2 separate regions of the Homo sapiens genome follow, and region 2 is linked to region 1. A link is a contact called in ENCODE Hi-C or POLR2A ChIA-PET data. All regions are on one chromosome and are shown on one strand. Each heading gives the region's core, a stretch centred on a gene start or an enhancer-like site at or near the end of the contact. The rest is flanking DNA. Distances are from core to core; before and after follow the strand shown. Region 1 overlaps CTNNA3 (catenin alpha 3). Region 2 holds the start of SIRT1 (sirtuin 1).

Evidence for each region. Hi-C counts contacts between places; a loop is a spot of excess contacts on that map. ChIA-PET counts read pairs that join two places held with the same protein, here RNA polymerase II (POLR2A). Pooled maps may share reads with other maps.
Region 2: a loop to region 1 is called in a map of naive thymus-derived CD4-positive, alpha-beta T cell, with 26 times the contacts of the local background. The contact joins the promoter of SIRT1 here to the enhancer-like site in region 1. A Hi-C loop is called at or near these places in 1 of 168 maps with a recorded cell type or tissue (naive thymus-derived CD4-positive, alpha-beta T cell) and 8 of 50 pooled maps. POLR2A ChIA-PET finds 5 or more read pairs at or near these places in 1 of 52 experiments (activated CD8-positive, alpha-beta memory T cell).

The regions. Positions count from the first base shown.
Region 1 is chr10:67,611,428-67,615,277 of GRCh38, reverse strand. The region is part of intron 2 of CTNNA3 (catenin alpha 3); the gene reads left to right. Among named protein-coding and RNA genes, the nearest start is that of CTNNA3, 83 kb to the left of the region's middle. Within about 2 kb of position 2,122, at least 3 of the 41 ENCODE cell types and tissues checked have a DNase peak (open chromatin) inside an H3K27ac peak, as active enhancers do.
Region 2 is chr10:67,882,202-67,886,530 of GRCh38, reverse strand. It overlaps SIRT1 (sirtuin 1), which reads right to left and starts at 1,875. Exons shown (of 9, transcript NM_012238.5): 1 at 1,380-1,875. The coding sequence starts at 1,809. RefSeq lists silencers at 1,170-1,289, 1,086-1,380, 1,815-1,999, 1,500-2,039, promoters at 1,807-1,982, 1,809-2,020, 1,808-2,839, 1,810-4,195 and enhancers at 2,120-2,279, 2,300-2,359.

The DNA.
Region 1 (3,850 bases), core at 873-3,372:
GATCTACATGTGCTTTGTTACTGTCCCTCAATAGTTCGGAGTAATGGCTTATGTTAGCAGTGGTTGTTTATCTAACAAACAAACAAAACCCTAAATTATATTTTTAAAAAGGTTATGGTTATTTTACACTTTTTGTATCACTTGTGGTAAAGATTGTTATGGATTGAATTGTGCCATTTCCAACCCCAACATTCACATATTGAAGCCCTAACCCCAGTTTCTCAGAATGTGACCGTAGTTGGAGACAGGGCCTTTGGATATAGAAGTAATTAAATTAAAATGGGGTCATTTGGGTGGGCCCTAATCCAATATGACTGGTGTCCTTATCAGAAGAGATTAGGATGTACAGGGAAAGACATCATTGTTGTGTGCATACATGTGAGGACACAGAGAGAGGACAGCCATCTGATAGCCAAGGAGCAAGGCCTCAGGAGAAACCAAACCTGTTGACACCTTGGTCTTGGACTTCTGACCTCCAGAACTGTAAGAAAATAAATTTCTGTTGTTTAACCCAGGGGTCCCCAACCCCTAGGCCTCCAGTGCCAGTACCAGTTGAGTACCCCAACTGGTGCATGTCCATGGCCTGTTAGGAACTGGGCCACACAGCAGGAGATGAGCAGTGGGTGGGTGAGCAAAAGAAACTTCATCTGTATTTACAGCCAACCCCCATCGCTTGCATTACTGCCTGAGCTCTGCCTCCTGTCAGATCAGCAGTGGCATTAGATTCTCATGGGAAAGTGAACCTTATTGTGACGTAGGTTGCCTACTCCTTATGAGAATCTAATGCCTGATGATCTGCCACTGTCTCCCATCACCCCCAGATGGGACCGTCTAGTTGTGGGAAAACAAGCTCAAGGCTCCCACTGATTCTACATTATGGTGAGTTGTATAGTTATTTCATATATATTACAATGTAATAATAATATAAAGTACACAATAAATGTAATCCACTTGAATCATCCTGAAACTGAGAGGTGAAGCCAGCTGGACTTCCTGGGTCAAGTAGGGGACTTGGAGAACTTTTTTGTCTTACGAAGGGATTGTAAAATGCACCAATCAGTGCTCTGCAGCTAGCTAGAGGTTTGTAAAATGCACCAATCAGCGCTCTGTAAAATGGACCAATCAGCACTCTGTAAAATGGACCAATCAGCAGGACATGGGCGGGGACAAATAAGGGAATAAAAGCTGGCCACTCCAGCCAGCAGTGGCAACCTGGTAGGGTCCGCTTCCTTGCTGTGGAAGTGTTGTTCTTTCACGCTTCAAAATAAATCTTGCTACTGCTCACTCTTTGGGTCCATGCCATCTTTAAGAGCTGCAACACTCACTGCAAAGGTCTGTGGCTCCATTCTTGAAGTCAGCGAGACCACGAACCCACCAGAAGGAACCAACTCCGGGCACAAAAACGTCTACCCCCACTCCACCCCTGGGTCTGTGGAAAAGTTGTCTTCCATAAAATGGGTCTCTGGTACCAAAAAGGTTGGGGAACCGTGGCTTAAGCCACCCAGTCTGTGGTATTTTGTTATGGCAGCCCTAGAAAACTAACACAAGGATTGAAAAAAATGAAAAAATCAGTAATAAAAAGGATGTGCCAGCTCTTTTTATTTGTAGTTTGAAAATGAATTATGTAACGTGTCTTTGTTGGGGGGGGCAAAAAAAGACTGGATATAATATACTTGATCCTAGATTACATTGAACTGATCAGACCCCAACTAAACTAGACAGGAGATATGGCAGAAAATCCCACATTAAGGACTTCCTTTTAATGAAAGCTGCTATGTGTTATCACTAAACTTTAATTTTGCTGTAGCAACCCATTCTTTTGGTAACCTCGTATGAATCACTGAACATTGTGACTCTTGATTTAAAGGCTTCTAAAATGTAGGGTTTTATTCTTTTTTTTTTTTCATCCAGTAAACCACTGTTTGTTTATTTTTCACAGTACGCTGGCTCTGTGTTTTCAGGATGAGTCAAGCACGGCCCCTGTCCTTATTGAGTTCGTGGTAGAGCAGAGGAGGCAATATGTGAACAGCTAATTACAAGACAGTATAATGAGTGATACAAGAGCTACGAACAAGGAGCTGTGAGGGGAGGGAGTCACCCCAGGTTGAGGTTGCTGAACATTTCCTGTTCTGAGCCTAACAAGTAGTTTGTGGTCAGATTCCACAGATAGAAGATGAGAATGAAAATTTAGTGAGCAGTGAGATCAAAATTGCCTCAAAAGCTACGCTAAAGAGTTTGGACTTTGCTTGTAGGCAGCAGGTAGCCTACAGGTAGTGCAAATATGAGAGATTTACATTTTCAAGAGACGGCTCTAGTGGGAATGTAGGGCTGGTGCAGAGGCAGTGAGACCTCTCAGAAGACGCTTCATGAAAGATTCAACGAGGGCAGAATCATTGCACACACTTTTCATAATGATAGATTGGTGAATGGGGCAGAGAATGATGCCCCGTTTCTGTGTCTTGGATGACAAGGACTTGGAGAGGAAGATGAGAGAGAGACTAGCCCAGATGACCTCTGGGTTTCTGCTTCAGGTTAGAGGTGTTAGCCACTGAGGTAAAAAATACAGATGGTGGAGAGGCAGGTTGATGGGCAAAGGCTTCTCTACTTTGGGCATGCTGTGTTTTCATTTTCTATCACCTATTACATTAAATATTAACTCTTTCTTTGACTTTTATAACTTTTTATTTAAGATGAAACCTATTTCTTGGCCTTCTCACCCTATTGCCTGTGTTTACCCCACAGTTTGCTAAGTTTGGCTATCTGCTATTTTCAGACAAAATAAATTTTTTTCTCTGCCCCTTTGCACACAATTTTCTTTCCCTGGCTTACATACCTCCCTTTTATCTCTTCTGGTAGAAAATTATCTGTTCTTAAAGGCTCTTCTTGGAAGTCCTACTTAATCCTTGTGAATGTTTGCAATTTTGGCAGCACTTTCTTTGTACTTATATAAGTGTAAACAGTTATCATTCTGCCTTTAATGTTGCAACTAGTTGTGTATTTCTCTTATTGCCATATTGGAGCTTATTCATATTTATTTCCTGAATGCCTAGGGTATTATTTTGAACAAAATATAAGTGTTTATTGGCTTGAAAGGAACTAAAAGAAGATTGAAGTTGGTTTGGGGGGGTGTTGAATGTTATCTAGAGGCATTTTTTGGGTTCTCAACCCTTTAATCTTCCTCTGTACTTTTGTTAATCCAGTAAGGGTTGTTTTGGTAGAAGTAAAAGAATAGTTGAAATTATCAATGACTTGAAGAAGGGACACCCCCTCTCCTCCCCGAGACTGGTTTGTACCTTTTACTTTGAAAGATCACAGTTTTTACTTATCTATAGGCAGTTTTATTTTTCTACCCTTCTAATTTCTTTCAGAACCCTGTTGAAGTTTTAGCTAATTAACATAGCTTAAATGTCTTATATTTTATTTCATACATTAAAATTAACTCAAGGGAGCAAAAGTAGCCCTGAAGGCTCCTGTGAGCTATTGGAGGAAGGTTGAAATTCAAAGTGTTTTAGCTAATAAACAAGAAAAGAGATGGCTGTTAACAGGGCCTTTTTATACTACAATGAGGGTAGAATTAAAAAAAATCAGAACTATATTGGGAAGGAACAAGGTTATAGAATATAATTGTGTTACCCAAGTTGGCATTAAAAAAGACATTTCACGGCCAGGCGCAGTGGCTCACGCCTGTAATCCCAGCACTTTGGGAGGCTGAGGCGGGCGGATCATGAGGTCAGGAGATCGAGACCATCCTGGCTAACATGGTGAAACCCTGTCTCTACTAAAAAATACAAAAAAAATTAGCCAGGCGTGGTGGCAGGTGCCTGTAGTCCCAGCTACTTGGGAGGCTGAG
Region 2 (4,329 bases), core at 626-3,125, 270 kb before region 1:
ACCCTGGAGTGCAGTGGCAGGATCACAGCTCACTGCAACCTCGAACTCTAGTACCTGGGACTAAAGGTGTGCGACACCACGTCCCGCTTTTTTTACTTTTAGTAGAGAGGAGGTCTCGCTATGTTGCCCAGGCTGGCCTGAAACTCCTAGGCTCAAGAGATCCTCCCGCTTTGGCCTCCCAAAGTGCTAGGATTACACGAAAGAGCCACCGCGCCCGGCCTGACCCAAATATTGATAAAGATGAACACCTATCAAGGATAGAAACTCCTCAGATCAAAAATAAGAAACCTGACCGGGCGCGGTGGCTCACGCCTGTAATCCCAGCACTTTGGGCGGCCGAGGCGGACGGATCACGAAGTCAAGAAATCAAGACCATCCTGGCCAACATGGTGAAACCCCGTCTCTGCTAAAAACACAAAAATTAGCTGGGCGTGGTGGCGGGTGTCTGTAGTCCCAGCTACTCGGCAGGCTGAAGGAGAATCGGTTGAACGCGGGAGGCGGAGGTTGCACTGAGCCGAGATCGCGCCACTGCACTCCAGCCTAGCGACAGAGCGAGACTCCGTCTCAAAAAAAAAAAAAAAAAAAAAAAGAAACCTTCAAGAACATGACAACTGCAACATATCTGCTTCATTATGCTAGAAGTGTTAAGTTTGTGTCTCAATACTACATACATACAAAAAAAGCATGTTTAGCCCAAACACCATTACCGCACAAGAGCAAGATTAGAATAAAAGTAATATGAACAGCTCTAAAAGTACTCTCTCTCCCATACCCACTCCTAACTGCATTACAGAATGGTAATGTCTTCAGGAACAGCCACGTTCTTTAAATTTTGCAAGCTGTGACTATAGAAACAGCTTTCCTCTTTCAAAAATTGTAATTTCAGTCATAAAAATATAGACCAAAAAAAGCAAACTGCACAGGTGTCAAGTTTGCAAAAAGCAATTGAAAACGCAGACCAACGGGACAGCCAAAAAGTTGCAGACTTAAGTGTGCTGGGGGGTAGAGGAGAAAAGCAATGAAAATAAAAAATAAAGAAAAAGAAAAAAAAAGCTCTAACAAAAGCAATATGCTAAAAGAGTAAGAGGGGGAGAGAAACTTATTTTAAAGCGACTGCGAGAGTCTCCCGACCTGGCTGCTGCGGAAAGAACAAGGCCGCCCAGGCGGGCCACGGACGGAGGAAAAGAGCGAATCCACTGGCAGCTCGCGCAGTAGGAACCGCAGCCCCGGAGGAGCGCGGCTGAACGGAGGGCCGGGGTGGGGAGGGGAACGCCGCGGAGCCTGCCCCGAGCCCCCAGCCGCCCTCAACCTCAGGCCAGTAGGAGCCCGGGGAGAGGGAGGAGGAGATGCGCAGTTCCGGCCGCCCGCACCCTGCGCACCTCGGTACCCAATCGCCGCCGCCGCCGCCTCTTCCTCCTCCTCGCCCTCGTCGTCGTCGTCTTCGTCGTACAAGTTGTCGGCCAGCGGTGGCTCCCGAGATGGGCCCTGCAGGCCCGGCCCATTGTCTCCTTCCCCAGCCGCCGCAGTCGCCTGGGCCTCTTGCTCCCCGCCTGCCGCCGCCGCCTCTGCCTCCGCCTCCCGCCACAGCGCCGCCGCCGCCGCACCCGGGCAGCCCCTGGCCGCCGCCGGCACCTCACGCTCTGGGGCCGCCCCACCGGGCTCGCCCGGGCTCCGCTCGAGGCCGGGACCATCTCTCCGCGGCCTCTTGCGGAGCGGCTCCCCGGCGGGGGACGACGCGGCCTCCCTGTCGGCCCCCGCCGCCGAGGGGGAGCCGCCGGGCTGAAGGGCGAGGGCCGCCTCGTCCGCCATCTTCCAACTGCCTCTCTGGCCCTCCTCCCTCGCCTCCTCTGCTCCCGCTCGACGCGCGGCACTGGCGCCCCCGCGGCTCCGGCTGCGGGAGATTTAAACCCCATCACGTGACCCGCCCCATCGCCGCCCCCGCCCTCTCGGCGCTCCCGCCACCCACGCGGGCCAGACCACAACACTACGGGTCACGTGGCGGGCGGAGGCTGTTGCGTCTACCGCTCCGCCTGGGCTGGAAGCGCACTCGGCCCCGGCGGCCGGCGGCCCTTCCTCTTTGTGGCGAGCGTGTAGTGCAGCCAAATTCGCCCCTCGGCCGCTTTCTCAACTTCTCTTTCAAACTGACCTCAAATCACTACCGCCGGAACAGCTCAAGTTTTGGTCCGCCCTGGGAATTTCCACGTCTTCCTGAAGTGTACACCTGGCCTGCCTTAGCCTTGTCTATATTTAGCTAAGGGTTAAAACACAGCTGAAGCTGGCTAAGACTTAGCTCCCTGAAATACGTTGGATAGTCGTTCTGTTTTGTTAATAAGTAGGAAGAGAGGCAAAAGGAGGCGGCTCCTTTCCCACTCTCCTCACACCGTTCTGACAGCTCCTCTTTTGCTCCTTTTTCTGCTCCTTGCTTTTCTCCTTAGTCGGTTGCTTTTTTCCCCTCTCTCCCATCACTTGTAGGGTGGTATACATTGTAAAATCCTTGAAGGCATATGTCCTCCTGGGAAGACCTTTGACGTGGAGGTTTGGAGATCAGCCGATCTACTTTCTGGCCCCAGCTTGGCTTCAAACGTGTGTGAATTCCCTCCTCCGGGCCTCAGTTTTCTCACGTGCAGAATGGGTTTGTTGGGTCAGTATGAGAGCATGGGAAGGAAATGACTTGGCCTCCATGCACATCTGCCCTTGGTTAAAATTTGGAGTCCTTCCTTTCTAGCGTGAGCTATCTAGCCGTTTCTAAACTTAATTTTTCTCATGTCTTAAATGGTAATAAGTATTTTAAAACGTCATAGATTTAAATGAGATAACCAGATGTAAAACGAGGGGTACCTAGTAGTTCAAAAGGCTTAGTGGAAAGCCCTTCCACTTTCCTCTCTCCCTGAAATTCTGGCACACTGTGACTCCATATCTAATCTTAACTAAGGACCCATATAACCCATGGTAGATCTAGAGCCAGTGTTTGTTATGGCATCTGCCTGGAGCACAGCGTTTCTATCTGTTTAAAGGACCTCTACGAGTTTATGGTACACTGTCCCTTAAGCCTAGTATGGGTTCTGGCCATACTGCATCAATTACCTGCGTGACTTTAGGCAACCAACTTAAAGCTGTTTCTTCATCCTTAAAATAAAAAATAAAAAGCTGGAAATATATCGCTAAGGTCCTATCTACATCCAAAAGTCTTATTTCATCTGGTCACCACTATTCATTTCTGAAAGTAATCATCTCCAGTCCTAGAAGCCTTAAAACCATCTTTGGTTGCGTGGGGGTCAAGGGGAGGGAGAGCATTAGGACAAATAGCTAATGCATGCGGGACTTAAAACCTGGCTGGGCGCGGTGGCTGCTGCCTGTAATCCCAGCACTTTGGGAGGCCGAGGCGGACAGATCACCTGAAGTCGGAAGTTCGAGACCAGCCTGACCAACATGGAGAAACCCCGTCTCTACTAAAAATACAAAATTAGCCGGGCGTGGTGGCACATGCCTGTAATCCCAGCTACTCAGAAGGCTGAGGCAGGAGAATCGCTTGAACCCAGCAGGCAGAGGTTGCGGTGAGCCGAGATCGCACCATTGCACACCAGCCTGGGCAGCAAGAGCGAAACTCCGTCTCAAAAAAAAATATAAATAAAACCTAGATGAGGGGTTGATTGGTGCAGCAAACCACCATGGCTCACCTATAAGTATGTAACAAACCTACACATTCTGCACCTGTATCCTGGAACTTAAATTAAAAAAAAAATCTTTGAAGCGTTCCTTCATACCAATCCCTCTGAAATCCATCTGACCAATCAATGACCAAATCCTGTTGTCCTTCCTTTCTTGCTACACTCCTCCCAATTCCTGACTAGGCACCACACTCCTAGTGGTTGACATACTTGGTCCTCCCCACTTTCTGTCTTACACTACAAAATATTTCATAAATTGACTCTCAGCTACGTTGGTGGAATGCAATATATGAAATGTTGAGAGTCAGTATCCCAATAAAACAGAAACAAAATTCCCAGCTTTTTTGAGAAAAAGATGTCTGTAAGCTTATGAGCATCCTGTTGTTCATTAATTCATTTATATTTATAGTATATTATTGACACGTGAAGTTTATGAACTACAAGAAATGCTATGTGATCAATATTATTGTTAGTATGCTGAGAGGTCAGAGATGCAGTATGCTTTTCAGGTAGGATAAATGAGAAACAGAAATTGTATTACAACAAACACAAAAACAAAAAATCCCAATTAGACTTCTGGTCTACCACTGGTTAAGAACTAACATTAAGGCTAGGCGCTGTGGCTCACGCCTATAAATCCCAGCACTTTGGGAGGCCAAGG